Regions from separate parts of the Homo sapiens genome. Here all the other regions are linked to region 1. The links are chromatin contacts, found by Hi-C or POLR2A ChIA-PET in ENCODE. All regions are on one chromosome and are shown on one strand. Each heading gives the region's core, a stretch centred on a gene start or an enhancer-like site at or near the end of the contact. The rest is flanking DNA. Distances are from core to core; before and after follow the strand shown. Region 1 holds the start of MCCC1 (methylcrotonyl-CoA carboxylase subunit 1). Region 2 holds the start of VPS8 (VPS8 subunit of CORVET complex). Region 3 holds the start of EEF1AKMT4 (EEF1A lysine methyltransferase 4). Region 4 holds the start of EIF2B5 (eukaryotic translation initiation factor 2B subunit epsilon).

What was found. Hi-C counts contacts between places; a loop is a spot of excess contacts on that map. ChIA-PET counts read pairs that join two places held with the same protein, here RNA polymerase II (POLR2A). Pooled maps may share reads with other maps.
Region 2: a map of B cell shows a loop between it and region 1 (6-fold over the local background). The contact joins the promoter of VPS8 here to the promoter of MCCC1 in region 1. A Hi-C loop is called at or near these places in 3 of 168 maps with a recorded cell type or tissue (B cell, CD4-positive, alpha-beta T cell and naive thymus-derived CD4-positive, alpha-beta T cell) and 10 of 50 pooled maps.
Region 3: a loop to region 1 is called in a map of CD4-positive, alpha-beta memory T cell, with 22 times the contacts of the local background. The contact joins the promoter of EEF1AKMT4 here to the promoter of MCCC1 in region 1. A Hi-C loop is called at or near these places in 2 of 168 maps with a recorded cell type or tissue (CD4-positive, alpha-beta memory T cell and naive thymus-derived CD4-positive, alpha-beta T cell) and 11 of 50 pooled maps.
Region 4: a loop to region 1 is called in a map of naive thymus-derived CD4-positive, alpha-beta T cell, with 20 times the contacts of the local background. The contact joins the promoter of EIF2B5 here to the promoter of MCCC1 in region 1. A Hi-C loop is called at or near these places in 1 of 168 maps with a recorded cell type or tissue (naive thymus-derived CD4-positive, alpha-beta T cell) and 12 of 50 pooled maps. POLR2A ChIA-PET finds 5 or more read pairs at or near these places in 1 of 52 experiments (WTC11).

What each region holds. Positions count from the first base shown.
Region 1 is chr3:183,097,178-183,102,429 of GRCh38, reverse strand. It overlaps MCCC1 (methylcrotonyl-CoA carboxylase subunit 1), which reads left to right and starts at 2,934. Exons shown (of 19, transcript NM_020166.5): 1 at 2,934-3,078. The coding sequence starts at 2,990. RefSeq lists an enhancer at 2,869-3,008.
Region 2 is chr3:184,809,496-184,814,747 of GRCh38, reverse strand. It overlaps VPS8 (VPS8 subunit of CORVET complex), which reads right to left and starts at 2,582. Exons shown (of 48, transcript NM_001009921.3): 1 at 2,523-2,582. RefSeq lists silencers at 272-321, 332-421 and enhancers at 2,455-2,654, 2,715-2,764.
Region 3 is chr3:184,247,693-184,252,944 of GRCh38, reverse strand. It overlaps EEF1AKMT4 (EEF1A lysine methyltransferase 4), which reads right to left and starts at 3,273. Exons shown (of 3, transcript NM_032331.4): 1 at 3,055-3,273. The coding sequence starts at 3,250. ALG3 (ALG3 alpha-1,3- mannosyltransferase) reads left to right here and starts at 3,983. Exons shown (of 9, transcript NM_005787.6): 1 at 3,983-4,200. The coding sequence starts at 4,005. EEF1AKMT4-ECE2 (EEF1AKMT4-ECE2 readthrough) reads right to left here and starts at 3,273. Exons shown (of 19, transcript NM_014693.4): 1 at 3,055-3,273. The coding sequence starts at 3,250. RefSeq lists enhancers at 3,387-3,496, 3,527-3,586, 3,667-3,716, 3,915-4,658, 4,659-5,252.
Region 4 is chr3:184,133,670-184,137,433 of GRCh38, reverse strand. It overlaps EIF2B5 (eukaryotic translation initiation factor 2B subunit epsilon), which reads right to left and starts at 2,076. Exons shown (of 16, transcript NM_003907.3): 1 at 1,854-2,076; 2 at 698-822. The coding sequence starts at 2,048. EIF2B5-DT (EIF2B5 divergent transcript) reads left to right here and starts at 2,173. Exons shown (of 2, transcript NR_183721.1): 1 at 2,173-2,898; 2 at 3,156-3,764. RefSeq lists enhancers at 1,727-1,796, 2,117-2,176, 3,046-3,687 and a silencer at 1,867-1,976.

The DNA.
Region 1 (5,252 bases), core at 1,685-4,184:
ATTTACAGTGTGTTATTCTTTTCACATGCTACAGGATACTTCAGTTATTTTTTTTGCTTCTTTTTTGGAGACATTCTCTCACTCTGTTACCCAGGCTGGAGTATAGTGGCATGATAAGAGCTCATTGCAGCTTCAAACTCCTGGGCTCAAGTGATCCTGCCTCAGTCTCCCGAGTAGCTGGGACTACAAGTGTGCATCATTACGCCCAGTTTTTTTAAAAAAATGTTTGTGCAGATGCGGGTCTCACTATATTGCCCAGGCTGGTCTCAAACTCCTAGGCTTAAGCAGTTTGGGAGGCCCACCTCAGCCTCCCAAAGTGATGGCGTGTCCGAAATTGGTGGGTTCTTGGTCTCACTGACTTCAAGAATGAAGCTGCACACCCTCGCGGTGAGTGTTACAGCTCTTAAGGCGGCGCGTCTGGAGTCTGTCCCTTCTGATGTTCAGATGTGTTCGGAGTTTCTTCCTTCTGGTGGGTTCGTGGTCTCACTGGCTCAGGAGTGAAGCTGCAGACCTTCGCGGTGAGTGTTACAGCTCTTAAGGCAGCGTGTCCGGAGTTGTTCGTTCCTCCCGGTGGGCTCGTGGTCTCGCTGGGCTCAGGAGTGAAGCTGCAGATCTTCGTGATAAGTGTTACAGCTCATAAAAGCAGCGTGGACCCAAAGAGTGAGCAGTAGCAAGATTTATTGCAAAGAGCGAAAGAACAAAGCTTCCACAGCGTGGAATGGGACCCGAGCAGGTTGCCAATGCTGGTTTGGGCAGCCTGCTTTTATTCTCTTATCTGGCCCCACCCACATCCTGCTGATTGGTAGAGCCCAGTGGCCTGTTTTGTCAGGGTGCTGATTGGTGCGTTTACAATCCCTGAGCTAGATACAAAGGTTCTCCACGTCCCCATCAGATTAGTTAGATACAGAGTTTCGACACACAGGTTCTCCAAGGCCCCACCAGAGCAGCTAGATACAGAGTGTCGATTGGTGCATTCACAAACCTTGAGCTAAACACAGGGTGCTGACTGGTGTATTTACAATCCCTGAGCTAGATATAAAGACTCTCCACGTCCCCACCAGACTCAGGAGCCCAGCTGGCTTCACCTAGTGGATCCCGCACCGGGGCTGCAGGTGGAGCTGCCTGCCAGTCCTGCGCCGCCGTGCGCTCGCATTCCTCAGCTCTTGGGTGGTCGATGGGACTGGGCGCCGTGGAGCAGGGGGTGGCGCTCATCGGGGAGGCTTGGGCCGCACAGGAGCCCATGGAGTGGGTGGGAGGTTCAGGCATGGCGGGCTGCAGGTCCCGAGCCCTGCCCCGTGGGAAGGCAGCCAAGGCCCGGCGAGAAATCGAGCGCAGCGCCGGTGGGCCAGCACTGCTGGGGGACTCAGTACACCCTCCGCAGCCACTGGCCCGGGTGCTAAGTCCCCCATTGCCCGGGGTCAGCAGGGCTGGCTGGCTGTTCCGAGTGCGGGGCCCACCAAGCCCACGCCCACCCGGAACTCCAGCTGGCCCGCAAGTGCCGCACACAGCCCCAGTTCCCGCTCGTGTCTCTCCCTCCACACCTCCCTGCAAGCTGAGGGAGTGGGCTCCGGCCTTGGCCAGCCCAGAAAGGGGCTCCCACAGTGCAGTGGGGGACTGAAGGGCTCCTCAAATGCCACCAAAGTGGGAGCCCAGGCAGGGGAGGTGCCGAGAGCAAGCGAGGGTTCTGAGGACTGCCAGCACGCTGTCACATCTCAATGGGGGGTTACAAGACATGAGCCACAGCACCCAGCGTAGTTAATATTTTATTTAGAATTTTTCCACTGATACTTACATGTGAAATTGGTCTGTCGTGTGTGTGTGCGTGATATCTTTGTTGATTTTGGTATCAAAGTTATGTTTACTTTTTAAAAAGAGTTTGGAAGACTTCCATCTTTTTTGTGCTCTGGGACAGAATTAATAGCATTTGAGTCAATTACTCATTTGTGTGGAATTTTCTTGCAAGACATGGAGGGCTTTTGTAACTTTTAGGGGTGAAGGTGAAGGTGAAAGTGGGCCATGGTGGTAGCAAGGATAGTTCTTTGATAAACTTCTCTATTTTTTCTGTGGTAACGGTTTGCTTAAATTTTGTCTCTTCCAGGATCTATTTTGATAAATTGTATTTTCTTGTAACATCATCCATTTCATCCAGAGTTTTAAGTTCACTTGAAGTTAAGCAAAATTAGCATCTTACAAATCTATAATTTGTTTCCTGTGTCTGTGATTTTCCCCTGCTTGTTTTTTAAATCATGTCAAATGTGCATTTTTCTCTATTTCTGATTAGATAACTATTTTATTTTTTGTGAACCTGTGGGTTTATTAGTCCTTTGACACTGGTTTCCTGAATTCATTTATTTATTCCTTTATCTTCCCTAATTTCTCCCTCCTGCTTTCCTCATGAAGCATCTACATGTAGTGTTTACAGTTTCTTTATTCTCTAGATGTTCCTCAGTTTGCTCTTTGACTTCCTCTTTTTCCCAATAGTCAGTTAGAATACCTGTTTTAAGCTCAGGTGGTTTAAAGATTTTCACTTTAGCTTATTTATTTTTTCATCCCTGAGAGCACTAGAGAATTGTGTATCCTGCTGTCCATCCGCATTTGGCTTCTTCCCCAGGGTTCTTCTCCCAGAAGGTGACGAGAGCGAAGAAACCCCACGGGATGCAGGAAGAAACAGTGACAGGCAACCAAGAGGGGGAGGATGGAGAAAACCCTTGCCTTAGTCAGAGCAGGCCCCAGGGGACGCAGAAACAAAGGCCACACCCCCACGAGCACGTGGCCAGACTGCCCAATCGTCGCTACTGAAGCCGGGCTCTGGTCTTTGATTGGTGTTCGTGGAGACGCCCTCACATTCTTGGATCAGCCCAAAGGTAGGCTCAGGCTCCGACGGTGGCCGGCGGGGGTCACGAGGCTTCGTAGTGGAGGAACGGGTTTGGCGTGTGGGACGCAGCTGCCTCTGTACTGGGGAGTCACGGAGTGGCCGGGCTCCAGGGACATGGCGGCGGCCTCTGCGGTGTCGGTGCTGCTGGTGGCGGCGGAGAGGAACCGGTGGCATCGTCTCCCGAGCCTGCTCCTGCCGCCGAGGTGGGTGGAGGGGCCATGGCTCAGTGGGCAGAGGCGGGAGCGAGGGGTGCACGGACCCGCGTGAGCGGTGGGAGGTGCGGCGGAACCCAGGGTCGGTGTGGGGAGGACGGTAGGAAAACCCCAGGCACTTTCGGAGGGGTTCTGCCGGCAGTCACGGCGTCGGGAGGAAGACATCCCCACCAGCCCTTCCCTTTCTCCCCGCTTCCGCACATCCACGCTTCAGCGCGCCTTTGGCTTCTGTTTTTCCATTTCTGAGGACTGGGCCCGCCATCCTCCAGGCTCCCCTCGCCGTCGCTGCAGCTCGTAGCCGTTTACATCGGGCTTTCGCAGCACCCCTTAGGTGGGAGCGTTGTTATAATCCGGTTCCGGGGAAGCCCAAAGGGATCAACGACTTCCTCAACGAAACACAGCTAGTAAGAAATGGGGCCGGGATGCCCTCAAAGCCATTTTTCAGTTCAGCTGTGCCCCATCAGGTGTCCAGTTCAGAGAAAGACTCCTGGAGTTCCTTCTCATTGTTAGAAGAGTGAAGTTGTCAAGAAGAGCAAATGTACCTTCCACAGAGCTGGGAAATTATTTTGTCAAAAACTCTTGTACCCAAGTTTGAACAACGCTATCAGATGACTCAGTCTAGCTCACCTGACTCCAGCTCTGTTTCAAATTTTGAGCTCTAAGCTTTGGTGGCAATAACTCTGGCAGTGAAAAAACCCTCAGGCTTGTAGATAGCTTTGCTTCTTTGTCTTCTTTTGCTTCATCGTTATCATCCTTCATCATTCTGGAAAGATTGACAGTTTAGTGTTCAAGGGCACAGACTCTGCAGTCAAGGCTGAGGTCTTAGTTAGCTACTCACTAGGTGTGTGACTTTGGGTAAGTTACTTAATATTTCTTCTTTAATTTCCTCACCTTGGAGATGATACGAGTACCTTGGGTTGTGAAAACTAAATGAATTAATTCATGGAATGAGGTTTAAGCACAATCTGGTACATAAGATCAGTCTATAAATGCAAACTCAACCATTTATATGAACGTTTGCTTGCTTTTATTTTCCAGAAATATTGTAGATGCCCTTTTTAGTTACTTAATTGTAGGAGTGCCCCAGAGAAACATAAGAAAGTTGTTGGAAGTTGGCGGGGCGCGGTAGCTCACGCCTGTAATCGCAGCACTTTGGGACGCCGAGGCGGGCAGATCACGAGGTCAGGAGATCGAGACCAACCTGGATAACACGGTGAAACCCCGTCTGTACTAAAAAATACAAAAAATTTAGCCGGGCGTGGTGACACGCGCCTATAGTCCCGCCTGTTAGTCCCAGCTACTCGGGAGGCTGAGGCAGGAGAATGGTGTGAACCCAGGAGGCGGAGCTTGCAGTGAGCTAAGATCACGCCACTGCACTCCAGCCTGGGCGACAGAGTAAGACTCCGTCTCAAATAAAAAATAAAAAAATAAAAAAAAAAGTTGGTGTAAGTAATGTTAATGTTCTTCTTGTTCTTCTGGTTTTTCTTTTCTTAGGCCTCCAGGGCTCTTCAGGATAGTACCATAGACCCATTTCCTGTCTTCCCTTTCAAAGCTTAGCTATTGTCTAAAGAACTATCCTCAAGTATGTCACTCTGGAGAGTGTTAGAGTTGTTAATGGCTTATAGAAGTAAAACTCTTTGCCAGGAGACTTGGTTCATGCCTGTATTTTCAGCAGTTTCTCAGCACTGTGGGATCCAAGGTGGGAGGATTGCTTGAGTTCAAGAGTTCAAGACCAGCCTGGGCAACACAGTGAGGCTTCATCTCTACAAAACATTAAAAAATTAGCCAGGCGTAGTGGCACACACTTGTAGTCACAGCTACTTGGGAGGATGAGGAGGGCGAGGACGGCCTGAGTCCAGGGGTTCCAGGCCGTAGTGAGCCATGATCACACCACTGTACTCCATCCTGGGTGACATCCCATCTCAAATAAAACAAAAACAAAAAAATCTTAACAGCACAGATAGTTTACATTATTTTTATGTTATGAATCTTTAGTAGCTCACAGAAAATAATCTCTGGTGGCAGAATTATAGACATGACAATAAGCTGGTATAGAGCTACCTTGAATCAGGGAAGCAGCTTCTTTTTTTTTTTTTGAGACGGAGTCTCGCTCTGTCGCCCAGGCCGGACTGCGGACTGCAGTGGCGCAATCTCGGCTCACTGCA
Region 2 (5,252 bases), core at 1,333-3,832, 1.7 Mb before region 1:
GTGTACAATAATGTCCTAGGCCTTCACACTCACTCACTACTCACTGCCTCACCCACAGCAACTTCCAGTCCTGCAAACTCCATCCATGGTAAGTGCCCCACACAGGTTCACATTTTTCAATCTTTTAAACTGTATTTTTACTGTACCTTTTCTATGTTTAGATATACAAATACTTGGCCATTGTGTTACAACCACCTACAGTATTCAGTACAGTAACATGCTGTGCTGGTTTATAGCCTAGCAGCAACAGGCCATCCCACATAGTCTAGGTGTGTAGCAGACTACACCATCTAGGTTTGTGTAAGTACACTATGATGCATGCACAATGACAAAATTTGCCTAACCACACATTTCTCAGAACATATCCCCTAACTGTCCCATGACTGTAACAGGAAGAATGAGGCTTGCAATTACAGTTGCAGAGGAGATAGGGAACTGGGGGTTACTGGTCCTTTGCAGAAAGGGAGAGAGACACAAGTACTCCATCACTGGAGTCACTGGATTTAGTGATATAGTGATACCCCAGCCCCTTCCAGGTTTGGAGCCAATAAATCCCTTTTAGCTTAAGCCCATTTGAATTTTCTGTCACTTGCAACAGAAATATCTTTGACTAAAAAAGTATAATTGCTATTACAGTAAACCTAAGAAATTCATAACAGTGAAAAATCCAACGCAAAGCTATATTTCCTTGCTAAAACACAGAACACATTTAATAATGTCATACAGCGTGAAGATAAGTCAAATATTCATTCAAGATTCAGTTAAGAATACAACAGTTTGATCTTACCACTATGTACCGATGACACCTACAGCTGTGGATCAAGAGAACATACGATCTAAACTCTATGAAAGCTATCAATAGATCCAAAGTTAAACATACTTCATTAAATTCAAAAGATCTTACTTCTCATTCACATACATAACTGACATTTTGTGTCACACTGGTTGAAATGTCAATGGAATAGTGAGATACAGCTAAGAATCACCAACATGTCCCAATATTCTGGAAGACAGAAAACATCCATCTGCTGACAATGGTCCAGATACGAAGCAAATATATTAAATATAAAGAAAAAATCAACATATTACTCTGTTAGAGCTCTGGAAAGAATTTTCTCACAAATGCCTCTTTGACCATATAAAGCCCAGTAGTTCAACGAATTTTTTTTCCATTTATCTTTATTGCATATTCTATGGAACAGGCCAGCTATTGCCAGAGGATTCAATACCTATTCTGTGCTTAAATTTAACCATGAGCAAACCCACGTCTTACACAAACATATGCAGATTCTCCATCCACATTTATATTAGATATACCTCAAACCCACACAGGCAGACATAGACATACACAGACAATTAACATGTAATTGTCTCCCAAATGCAGACATTTGGAGTAAGGTTTAGCACCACAAGCTAACATCCATGCTTGTTTTGCTTGGGTTTTGGGGTTTTTCAGTAGGGGAAAGTAGAGTATGGTAGAGGGTGGATGGTGCAGAGGCCAGAAGCCTTCCTATTCATTCTAACAAGAATCTAAGAAGTGGAGGGGGCCTGCTTATTTAAAGAAGGCTCCCCAGCTAGCTATTCCTGATAACCCACGGCCATGGAACCTCTCACCGATCCTACCTCCTCCCACCCTATCCTCCTGTAAAGCACCCCCATTTTGTACACCCAGACACTCTGAGCAGCTGTTTCCCTCCTTCCCCAGATGCCAAGCACAAAGAACTGGCCAAGGCACAGGAGTAGCCTCGAACTTCAGAGGCCCACCTTTCACCCTGCTGCCCTCACTCTGGTGCACAACTTGCACGCGGAGACAAACTGGAACCAGCCTCACAGGGTGCGCACCGATCCTAAGAGGTGGACACCCCATCTAAGCCTCAGGCTCAGGCACCTTGATATCAGTCCCTGGAGGCTAAAGGGGTCCACACCTGTTTCCCAGGCCCGACAGACCGGCTACACACCTGTTCCGCCCGGGAGTGGGGAGGGGCATGACACCCGCCGCCTAGGCTCACAGTCGGGGGAGCGGGCGCGCCAGTCCCTCAGCCTAATTGCCGCACGACTGTAACAGGACAGAATGAGGCTTGCAATTATAGTCGCAAAGTAGATAGGGAACTGAGGGGTTACTGGCCCTTTGCAGAAAGGGAGAGATACACAAATACATCACCGGAGTCACTGGATTTAGTGATACCTCAGCCCCTTCCAGGTTTGGAGCCAATAAATCCCTTTTTACTTAAGCCCATTTGAATTTTCACATTCATTTGGAACCAGTAAGTGGAAATTGCCCGACCCAGTTCCGGGCCAACGTACGACACGCCCCTCCACTCGAGAATCAACCCCGCCCGGCCCGTGGCTCGGGTCCGGTTAGCCCGTCAGGGGCTGCTCTGTTCGCTCCCCGAGGTCCCGCCGCTGTCGCGCGGGGAGGAGACGCCGAGGCTCAGAGACCTGTCGCGCGCTCTCCTCCTACCCTGAATACGGCCCCTCAATCCTGTCTCCTTCCACGGGCCCGCTCTCTGGAAACTCGTTACCTGAGCTTGCTGCCATTCCGGCCGTGGACCGCCGGCCCACGTGACCGCACCCACTGCTCTAGCCTCACGCACGCGCACTACCTACCACTGCGGGCAGCGCTTCCGCTTTCCTCCTCGCACTGCTCCCCCTCCTGGGCGGTCCGCGCCTCTTCACCACGCCCCTATTTAAAGGGCCAGAGATACGCCGTCTTCCCCCCTACGGAAAAAATGGGTGATTCACATCTTGAGGACCAAGAGAATGGAAACGTCGAAAGAGTAGCGCAGACAAATAAATAACAGTCCTTGAGGTGAGAGGAGAAAGCTCCTCCTTTAAGAAAGTGAACTTACTTGCAGCCAGCCCAGAAGGGAAGTTGATTCCCTGCCTTTTGGAGTTTGCAACCAGTAAATTTTTTTTAACTTTTTTTTTTTTTTAAAAGATGAACTCAGAATTGCCTATTTATTGTGTCAAATAAGTACAATAGGCACACACATACTAAAATACCAACTATTATCTTGTAATATATCATCAGTGTTGCTCCCCAAAATACATCTTAACACCAAAAATACAGGAGAAACATAGTCTCAAATAAAGGAAACATCTGAAAAATGAACAAAAACGTATGCTTATTTCTCTTATCGCTCCTGAAGAAAGGTGAAAGCTTTCAGAACAGACTGGTTTCTAGAGTCATCACTGTACGTAACATTAGCCCCAGGACACAGATTTTAGGCCTGCTGGGGGCTATATAGGTCAAGAAAACAGGAGGAAGAACACCAGAAGATACTCTTGGAAGGAGATACAGAAAATATTCGGTTGGGCAGACATTTTTGAGCATCAGCTAGGTTCACTAGACTTCTGGGCCTTCAGAAGACCCGAAGGTGTTGCCCTGTCCTCCAGGTATTTATTTTCTAAGAATTCAGTGTACAGACATAACAAAATACAAGGCAGGCTGTTTTGAGTAATATAAAGAAAGACATTGAACCACCATTTTCGCACAGACAGGGGGAAAGGGTGAAACACTCAAGGAAGGATGTGGTATCTTGTCAGGGCCTTGAAGGATTTCAGTAGCAGAGAGCAGGGAGAATGCCTAGCTGAGGGAAGGGTGGGATCAAAGGCAGTACAAAGCAAGTTTGGGAACTAGTTATTGGCCTGATGTAGCCGTGGTGTGGCCAGTGGCTTTCAACCTTCTTTTAATCATCCCTCACAGTAAGAAATACATTTCAGGCCAGGTGCGGTGACTCATGCCTGCAATCCCAGCACTTTGGGAGGCTGAGGCAGGTGGTCAGGAGTTCAAGACCAGCCTGACCAACATGGAGAAACCCTGTCTCTACTAAAAATACAAAAATTAGCCAGGTGTGGTGGCATGCACCTGTGGTCCCAGCTACTCGGGAGGCTGAGGCAGGAGAATTGCTTGAACCCAGGAGGCAGAGGTTGCAGCAGTGAGCCAAGATTGTGCCATTGCACTCCAGCCTGGGTAACAGAGTGAGACTCCGTCTCAAAAAAAAAAAAAGATACATTTCAGCCATGGCCTAGTATAAAAACACACACAGTATGCGCATATGTGTGAGTGTGCATTATAGATAGATAGATAGATAGATAGATAGATAGATAGATATGCTGAAACAGTAATTGCCCTTAGAGTGTACAATGCAACTTGGTATTTTCTATTCTATTCTCTTTTTTTAAGTGCTGGTTACTGAATTCATTTCAGTACTCAGTGATGCAGAGCAACCCATAGTTTGAAGACACTGGTGTAGTGTGTATTAGAGATGTGGTGGGCTATGAGGCTGGAAAGGCTAGGACCAGATCCAGGAAGACATTGCACGCTAAGCTGGGGTGTTCTGCTCTTCTGGTGAGAGTCTCCAGAGGAACTCGAGCAGAGGAGTGGCAAGATGATAGCTGTGCTTTAGAAGGCTGGAAACCGGCCTTTGGTTCTGAATATCACATTTTTCTAGTAAAGCTATTAAACTAGAGACTGTCTACAGAAGGATAAGCAAGCTGGTGAGACCAGAAAGCCTGTGTGACAGAGAACTTTTGAAAGTATCCAGAGGAAAAGAAATTAGCAGAAGTAGGGGAGAGCAGGGTCATAGGGGTGAGCAGTGGAAAGGTAGCTATTAGGTTGGTACACAAGTAATTGCGGTTTTTGCCATTACTTTAAAAAACTGACCCTTTTGAAATATCTCTGCAACACTCATAGACTTATTCTGAATAGCTGTAGAAAGAAAGCAAGCCTACGACCTGTGTATGGACGTTGCAGAGAGGCAGATTTCAACTTATAATAAAGAATATTTTAGGATGGTCCAGACTGACTCTGAGACCTCTCCAAAGTAACAGCCCTTTTATGTACCTCTGTTCACAGCAGGAAGTAATCTCAAATGCTATCCTTTCCAGGGCTGTTTGCCTTAATAATAATAAAAAAAAATGTGTGCTTATTGTAGAAAACTTGGAAAATTCAGGAAATATTTTAAAATAAAGCAGAAATTACCCACATCCCAGAAAAAGGCACTTATAGTTTTGGCTTATCCGTTGGATCTTTTTCTTTGTATATTTACATTTGTGACATAATAGAACTGCATAGAATATTTAGTTGTGTATTCTATATATTTATAGGATATATAGTTAATAATCCATCCTCTTTTTTTCACTATTATATCTTGAGCACTATCCACCATCACTAAAATTGTTCACAAATATTATTTGTCATGGCTACATAATTATTAATGATATAGTTTCATGTATTTCATTATTCCACT
Region 3 (5,252 bases), core at 2,024-4,523, 1.2 Mb before region 1:
GATGGAGTTTCACCCTGTCACCCAGGCTGGAGTGCAGTGGTGAAATCTTGGCTCACTGCAACCTCCGCCTCCCTGGTTCAAGCAATTAATTCTCTTGCCTCAGCCTCTGGAGTAGCTGGGATTACAGGTGCCTGCCACCACACCTGGCTGATTTTTATGTTTTTAGTAGAGACGGGGTTTCACCATGCTGGCCAGGCTGCTCTCGAACTCCTGACCTCAGGTGACCCGCCCGCCTCGGCCTCCCAAAGTGGTGGGATTACAGGCGTGAGCCACCCTGCCCGGCCATCATTCACTTTTGTATTGTCTGTAGCTGCTTTTCCACTACAATAGCGGAACCAAGTCATTGTAAAAGAGACTGTGTAGCCTGCAAAGCCTAAAAAATTTACTTGTTTGGCCATTTTCAAACAAAGTTTACAGACCCCTAACCTGGAGTAAGTCTCTTAGTACTTTTGACTTGTCTTCAGGGGTTGTCATAAGGATTAAGTAAGTTAGAAAGGGCCCAGCACATTCTCTGGCTCTTATCAGGCACTCAACTTAAGTCTGTTGAGGTGGAATGTAACGTAGAGTATTTCCCAAGTTGTGGGTCCTGTTCTTACATCTTGGGGATTCTAGAAATTCCCCTTTTGATTTTTAGACTTCTTGCCCCTCCTATCCAGAAAAGGATAGTTCCCAGTTAAGCAGATTTTTTTTAAAGCATCAGTTTGGTGAAAAACCAGTCAAGCAGATTTTAAGGCAGTGTTACTCTGCCAATCACCAGCATAAGAATCTGCTGTGAAGCTTGTTGAACATACAGATTCCTGAGACCCACATTAGACCATCCCTGGAATTAGAATCTCACAGTGCAGTCTAGTTCCCCAGGTAATTTTGATACACACTAAAGCTTGAGAAAACAGATCTAAGGTAAATCTATAAATAAGTGCAATGGTTTAAAATCACAGATTCAAGAAAGTGTTTACTTGTGGGGAGAAGGGGTTTTAGGAGGACCACACAGAGAACCTTGAATATACTTTTCATTTTGCCAGGCATTGTTCTAGGTATCCTTCATGCTCATTTAATCAACTTAAAGCCCAATTAATAAATATGCTTATGTTTTTAAGGTTGAGAAAATGGAAGCACAGAAATTCAAGTATTTTGTCCAGGATTACACAGCCAGTATAAGCCGAGCCAAGATTCCAACATAATTCACTGCCTCTGGAGTCCAAGGTGGTTTTTTGTTTGTTTGTTTTTTGTTTTGCTTTGTTTTGAGACAGGGTCTCATTCTGTCGCCTAGGCTGGAGCCCATTGGAGCCATCACAGCTCACTGCAGCCTGGATCTCCTGGCTCAAACGATCCTCCTGCCTCAGCCTCTTGAGTAACTCGGACTATGGGCACAGGCCACCATGCCCAGCTAAGTTTTAATTTTTTTTTTTTTTGAGACAGGGTCTTACTCTGTCACCCAGGCTGGAGTGGAGTGGTGCAATCTCAGCTCACTGCAACCTCCACCTCCTGGGCTCAAGTGATTCTCCTGCCTCAGCCTCCCAAGTACCTGGGATTACAGGCACGTGCCACCACACCTGGCTGATTTTTGTATTTTTAGTAGAGACGGGGTTTCACCATGTTGGCCAGGCTTGTCTTGAACTCCTGACCTCAAATGATCCACCCGCCTTGGTCTCCCAAAGTGTTGTGATTACAAGCATAAGCCACTGCTCTGGCCTAAATTTTTTGTAGAGATGGGATCTCACTATGTTGCCCAGGCTGGTCTTGAGCTCCTGCGATCAAGTGATCCTTCCACCTTGGCCTCCCAAAGTGCTGGGATTATGAGCATGAATCATGAGGCCAGCCCAGAGTCCAAGTTCTTTTCTTTTTTTTTTTTTTTTTTTGAGACAGAGTTTTGCTCTTCTTGCACAGGCTGGAGTGCAATGGCATGATCTTGGCTCACCACAACCTCCGCCTCCCTGGTTCAAGCGATTTTCCTGCCTCAGCCTCCCAAGTAGTTGGGATTATAGGCATGCGCCACCACACCCGACTAATTTTTTGTATTTTTAGTAGAGATGGGGTTTCTCCATGTTGGTCAGGCTGATCTCGAACTCCCGACCTCAGGTGATCCGCCCGCCTTGGCCTCCCAAAGTGCTGGGATTAATGGCGTGAGCCACCGCGCCCAGCCAAGTTATTAACCACTAAATTATACTTTTTTTTCTATCCCTAGTAATGTTCTATTTCTCAAACTGAGTGGAATAGACACACACATTAGATTTGTTATTTATACCTTACATATATATTACATATACCTTTTTTATTTATTAAAGACTTCACTTAAACATACAAAGGCTTTTACAAAGAGCAAAGTAAAAACGACAATTGGAAGAAAATCTGTTGCTCATTCAAACTTTACTAGCGCCTCCAAGGCTGACACTAGGAGAGAACCTCAAGAGGTCAGCCGAACACCCCAGAGCCCTACCTTTCCTCCAGCACGTCTCCCTTTGGGGAATCGTATCACCCTGGGCGGCAATCTCCCCTCCACCCCTAGAGGGTGCTGTTCTCACTCTCTAAGGCATAGGACCAAGTTTCAGACAGGACTCTCTCTAGGTGACTCTGGCTCCCAGTGCCCAGGGGCAAAAAGAAAAGCGCTGGGCATTATTCTCGAGGTGCCTGCGCGTGCCGCCTCCGATGTGAACTCGCAGTACCATTTCTAGAACTGAATCTAAAGCTCAGAACGGGTTCATGACTTGTCCTAAGTTTTACAAGTCAATTAGCGCTAGGACTTGATCTCGGTCCTCTGAGCAATCCGGTCCCCAAGGCTGCCTGCCTCCCGAGGGTCCGGACAGGGTCTTGGGTACCCCCAACGCTCAAACTCTGAGGGACTGTCTTTCTCCAGAGGGCCCCGGGACCAACAATCTCTTACTCCTGTTAGCCTTGACTAAATACAGCCGGGACTCTGAAGGAGCTGGATCTCGCGTCCCAACGCAGGCGTCCTCCAAGAGGGATAGACAGGCGGGAGGAAAGCGGACCAGGCCAAGCCCATGCGGCGCCGGTCCTGCCAGCTCTACCTGGCGGGGCCGCGCCGGGATTACCCACCTAGCACAAGGATACGGTCCTCGGGCCGCAGCTCCGGCTCTAGGAGGGCACGGAAGGAGGAGAAGTCCCCGAACCAATCGTAGGGGGCAGAATCGGCTGCGCCTTGGTAGCGCTGATCCCAGTACTCGACTTCGCGGTACCCGCAGTTCCGCTCCGGTAACTCCGGAGGCGCCCTACCTGCCCCTGGAGAGGCCATGCTCTCAACCGCCGGGCAGCCAGAGCCGCCGGCCCTTCAGCCAATACGGAAGGCAGGATGCAGAAGGCGGGGCGCTGGTGTCTCCGCCCACCACCTGCAGTTGCTCAACACAAACACGTGGAACTTCCGTCCTTTACTAAGCGCTCTTCGAAGAATCCTCCGGCTGGGAAAACTATCGTCCAGACCCTGAATCCTCCGGCTGTACTGCCAAGTCATTTCCTAGGGCCGCACTCAAGGTGTCAGACTCACGTGGGCTCATCACTGCGTCCTCTCATATTTTCAATATGAATGACTTTTATCAGGAAATCTGAAAATTAGTGAAAGGTTCATTTTTCTCAGCATCCGGAAGGCTCGAAGGGCAGGCAGGAGGGGCGCGAACAGGGGCTTTGCCCTCCTGGAGAGACAGCATGAACACAGATGTTCCCAGCGCAGGCGAAGGAGAATGCTGGCTTCAGCGGTTGTGGGGGAGGTAGGCAGGAATGTTGCTTTTCTGGACATTCGTTCTAAATTAGCGCCTGTGTACCCAGGGCTGGGTATAAACTGAGGAGTAAGACATTGTCCCTGCTCCTATGGAGCGTGGAGTGCATCAGAGGAGACAAATGCAGAAAAATTACATTTTAGTGGAGTAAATGAAGACTGGCTACTCGGATCGGCGCTTAGCCTGGTGGGACGCCAGGCACGGGAAGCGGAACCTAAGTGTCGAAGGTTCGGGTTTCCGGGGGTGGTGGGCCCACACAAGCGGCGCACCGTTAAGATGGCGGCTGGGCTGCGGAAACGCGGCCGGTCCGGTTCCGCGGCCCAGGCAGAGGGACTCTGCAAGCAATGGCTGCAGCGCGCCTGGCAAGAGCGGCGCCTGCTGCTGCGGGAGCCGCGCTACACGCTGCTGGTGGCCGCCTGCCTCTGCCTGGCGGAGGTGGGCATCACCTTCTGGGTCATTCACAGGGTGGCATGTGAGTGCGCCGAGGGGGAGGGGAGGGGAGGGAGGGAGACCTGAACCCGCGACCCAAACTGGATCTCAGACCTGGAACTCCAAACCAGACTCTGTATCCACTCACTCGTCAATTGCGAACCCATCCATATCCCTTACCTGAGCGCCAAGCCTGCTCTACAGAAAACCGGATCTTAATCTGCCCGCATGGCAGAGGTGGATACCCTAGAGATTGGCCTTCTGCACTGAACTTACAGCCTGCAAACCAGCTTAGAAGTCAGATTTGAGCCAAAATTGTTGTACTGCTGCTGCTGCTGCTTTTCTCTGTGGCTTTGGACACCTCAGGTCTCCTCCTGGATCTCAGCTTTTTCCATGTGTTCAGTTCTGTGATCTTTGAACGTCCCTTCTCAATGATGGCATCTTGTGACCACTTGAGTCCATTAGGCATTATTGGCTACTCCTTTCCAGGCTGAAACTATACTCTAGGCTTAAGGCACTTGGCTTTCTTGCTAAAGACTCTTAATTCAACAAATATTTATTTAGTGCTTATTATATGCCTAGCATTATGCTGGTTACCAGAGAGAGGTACAGTGGTGAATAAGAGATGCATTTCTGCCGGGCGCGGTGGCTCACGCCTGTAATCCCAGCACTTTGGGAGGCCGAGGCGGGCGGATCACGAGGTCAGGAGATCGAGGCCATCCTGGCTAACACGGTGAAACCCCGTCTCTACTGAAAAAAAAAAAAAAAAAAGAATTTAGCCGGGCATGGTGGCGGGCGCCTGTAGTCCCAGCTACTCGGGAGGCTGAGGCAGGAGAATGGCGTGAACCCGGGAGGCAGAGCTTTCAGTGAGCCGAGATCACGCCACTGCACTCCAGCCTGGGCGACAGAGCAAGACTCCGTCTCAAAAAAAAAAAAAGAAAAAGGATGCATTTCTAACTCGGGCCTGGACAGTAAGTTAGCAGGCAATTATAATGCATCATAATCATGGTAGTAGTAACACAGGATACCATAAAGGGCATAGGAAGTCACTTAAACCAGGTTGGAGGAGTCAGCAAAGGCTTCATAGAGCCACCC
Region 4 (3,764 bases), core at 827-3,326, 1.0 Mb before region 1:
GTCTTGTTTTATGGGTTAGGAAACATGGTTATTTCCTCTCCATACCTTGACCCCTTGTCCCTAAACATCAATTTGAACTCAAAATCCTGCTGAAGCCTAGGGTACACAAAGTAGCCTGGGAACACGCTTCACGTCAGCTTTCCCCTTCTGCAATCCATATAACATTTAGGAACTGTCTGATGGAGACCATGCTAATGTCCTAGTCTTTACATCCTGGACTTCCATAAGCAATGCGATTCCCTAGTTTTCAAGATTTCAACAAACATGTAAGTGCTCACTATATGCTTGGGACTGAGCTAGGCAGTGGGAATACAAAGATGACAAGGAGCTCATTTATATCCTTGAAGGTGAGAACAAACAAGATTTAGAAACTCAGTGGGAAAACAAAGATGTTATCATTGTAACTTCCATACTGAAGCCATTAAATAAAAGCAAAGTCCACTGGCACCAAACTTTATAATGAGATTCAGAAAAAACCCAAGTTTATTCTTTAATCTTTGTCACAGAAAACCCAAGACAGACAGATACAAAGTTTCAGCTGCTCACCTCCTGATAAGTGTAGAAAATACCCTTAGAACTTACAATGACATCTAAGTAGACACATTTTTCCCCTCTCACATTTCCCCTTAGTTACATTCATCCTGAAAAAACTGGAAAAAGATGGCGAAACATGGAAAGAAAAGTTGCAGGGCCTTACAGTAAATGTTCTTTGATTTGAGCAGCTTTCCAGCAACAAAAGACAAATGTTTCCTGTACACCTGTGGCAGTCAGGAATTCCAGAGTGTAGTCAATTAATGCCACATTGGCCAGGGGCAAGAGGACCTGAAGGATACAAGATGAAAAAAAACTTGAGGTCTCGAATCCCTTTGGGTACCCCACTGCAACAATTTTCACTCCTCTATTCGTATTTCCAAACAGTGTAATTTTGCTGTATCTTTCCAATTCAAAGATAAACAGGTTCCTGCCTTTGATGTTCATGCCATGCTCTAAGCCTGAGTCTGAGACATTGCAATTTGGGGATGGTAAGTACAGAATCTATGTGCCTTGTATCAGACACAGAGCTGTGACAGAATGGCAGTTCACTGCTGGCAAAGGATAATACTGGAAATCAATCATATTTCCATAAATTTAAGCATTGCTAAGGCCTTCTTCCCCATAAGATTTCCTTCCTTGATCCCTTTCTAAGTGTCAGAGGTTAGCCATCTCCCGTCACTTGTCAAAAATGAACAGCCATTAGGCTTTTTCGAGGGAATTAGAGAGGATTTTCCTTAAATCCAATGCAGTTCCCTCTTTCTGAACTGACTGCTGAACGACCCAGCTGAGTCCAATACCCCATTGTCTAGACAACTCGGGGGCTGATGGCAATCAACCACTAAACCCATTTTGTCCTTTCGACAGATAGCACCGGCTATCATTAGAACCTGGAAGGAAAAAAAAAATACACTGCCTGAGATCTAGCCCGCTCTTTTTAAGGCATATTACCGCCCTTTCAGAGGCAAAAGGTCGTTTCTTTTCACCTAAGCAACCGTCATCGGCAAGGTTAAAAGCGGCGCAGCCTCTTCTAGGGGCACTGAATCCCCGCGTGAAGGCTTCTCTCAAGCGCTGTTTCTACATTTAGCTCTCTTCATTCCTTTCAAACCCGAGGTGGACAGCATTACGAATGCCCAAATCTGCCGGCCACTAACTTGGTCAGCAGTCATCAGGGTTTAGACAGTCCCTCTGCATCCGGTTTTAGGATAACAGCATAGACGCAGGTCCTTCAAGGGCATGCTGTTGTAGTTAGCCGAAATGAGAACTTGCTCCAGCCCTGCCACCCTTCCTGCCCTCTGGCTGCTCGCGTGCGCGGCGCTCACCCGAGGCTGGTCCTTGGAGATGGGGAAGAAGCGGCGATCGAAGCTATCGGCCACCAGAACTGCTTGTAGGGGCGGCGGCGGTTCCTCCTCCGCCCCTCTGGCTCCCCCGCCACCGCTGCCTCCCGGCCCCGCGCCGCTGCGCTTGTTAGCCCGACTAACCACCACACCAGGCGGCGCCACTACAGGGGCCGCCATCTTCTTCTCTCACGGTCACCACTTCCGCAAGGAAGCTGCCACCGCACGCAGTAGGGGACAAAAAGGATCCAGCACTTGAAATGCGATGGACTAATTAACGAAGGGAAGGAGACGAGGAGGGAGCAGTGCGCATGCGTCTTCCCCGGGAGCCCACAGGGGTCTGAGGTTGATCCCGGAGGCGCGAGGAGTCGGTACGGGTCACGGTTGTCCCGGCCCCTGAGGCGCAGGGTAGGAGTGGGGTCCCATAGATGTCAGACTCGGTCTGCAAGTATCGTCGGCCTTCATTTGTAGGTGAACAAGCCGAGATTCTTGTGGCGTGATAGGACTTGTGGTCGCCACGAAGGGGCCAGCTCCATCGGGAATCTGTAATCGCCCAGCAGTTTCCCCGCCCCGCGCATGTGAAATATGTAGCCCTCCGTATTCATTCTAGAAACTTCTGGGAACCCAGCGCCTTGGGGAGATAGAACCGAGCCAGATGTTCCCCCGCTGCGAGGAACTCAGAACCTGCATAAATAGAGAAGGTGGCAGGCATATAGTAGGGAGACCAGTAATTCCATTGAGCGCTGATTTTGGGCCAGGCACGATACAAGCATTATCTCTGCAAAACATCTTATTCATTCGTTCAGCAAACGTTTCTTGAACTCTCAGAAGGATGAAGGAAGTTTACCCAGCTAGTAAGTGGAAGAACTGGTATTGGAACCCGATCTGTCTGACTGCAGAGTTCCACAATCTTGCTGCCAAGTTATGTGGGGATAACAATGACTATTTTATGTCATCTATTCATTCTTCCAGCCTATCAGCCTCCTGTGTCTTAAGCAGAGTGGAGACGGGGGTGGATCCAGGCGCACCAGTAAGTTGTACTGGAGTTAAGCAGTAAGCTTTCTGGGCAGAGGAAAGTGCGGGCGTAAAGGTCCAAGGCTTGAAAAGGCGCAGCAGCACCTTTTTCTCTTTGGGGAAAGAAGCGGTGGCTGCGGGGAATAAACCAACTCTGTAGAGGGGCGGGGCCGTGGGAAAGCGGTGGAACGGGGCAGGAAGGCTGGGCGTCATTTGGGAGGCAAGGAACTTTTCTGTAAGGCATAGCGCCCTTTCTGCACGGGACCTGTCCAGGTTCCACGCCACAGGCTTCTGCAGTTCCTGCAAACTGTTCCCATCCCGCCCCGCGTTGCACGTCGGGATTTGGAGTTCGCGATGCTGAGAGCTGTTTCCACGTGGCGATTCCGACTTGACCCGTCGTGCTCCGGCGCCCGCCTAGGGGGACCGAGGAGTTTGTCATTTCTTGCCTCGTTAGGGTGCGGAACGAAAACCATTTGATTTATCCTAGAAAAGGAAAGGCTGAAGCCAACTAAGTAAAAGTTTTCCATTAAATGAATGCACGTTGTAGAAAAGGAATGTTCAACTGCCCTACAAATCCAGAGGTAGAAATGGGGGAGGGGAGAAGGAATTAAATAGGACACACACACACACACACAAACACACACACACACACACTCTTGGGGGGGTGTTTGGGTATGGAAAGTAGGTCCGATTGCAGAATTTATTTTAAATGATTCCCGCAACCTTGGGAAGTTGGGAAGTGGTGAATCCGCTGCCGAAAGGCATTTGTGCTTATGGTAAATCCAGGTCTTAAAATTCTGTAGACTGGTAGCTATATGGATATGATTTTAATAGACGAGTTTCAGGAAGACTCTCTCAAACTGTTTTTTGTTGTTGTTGTTT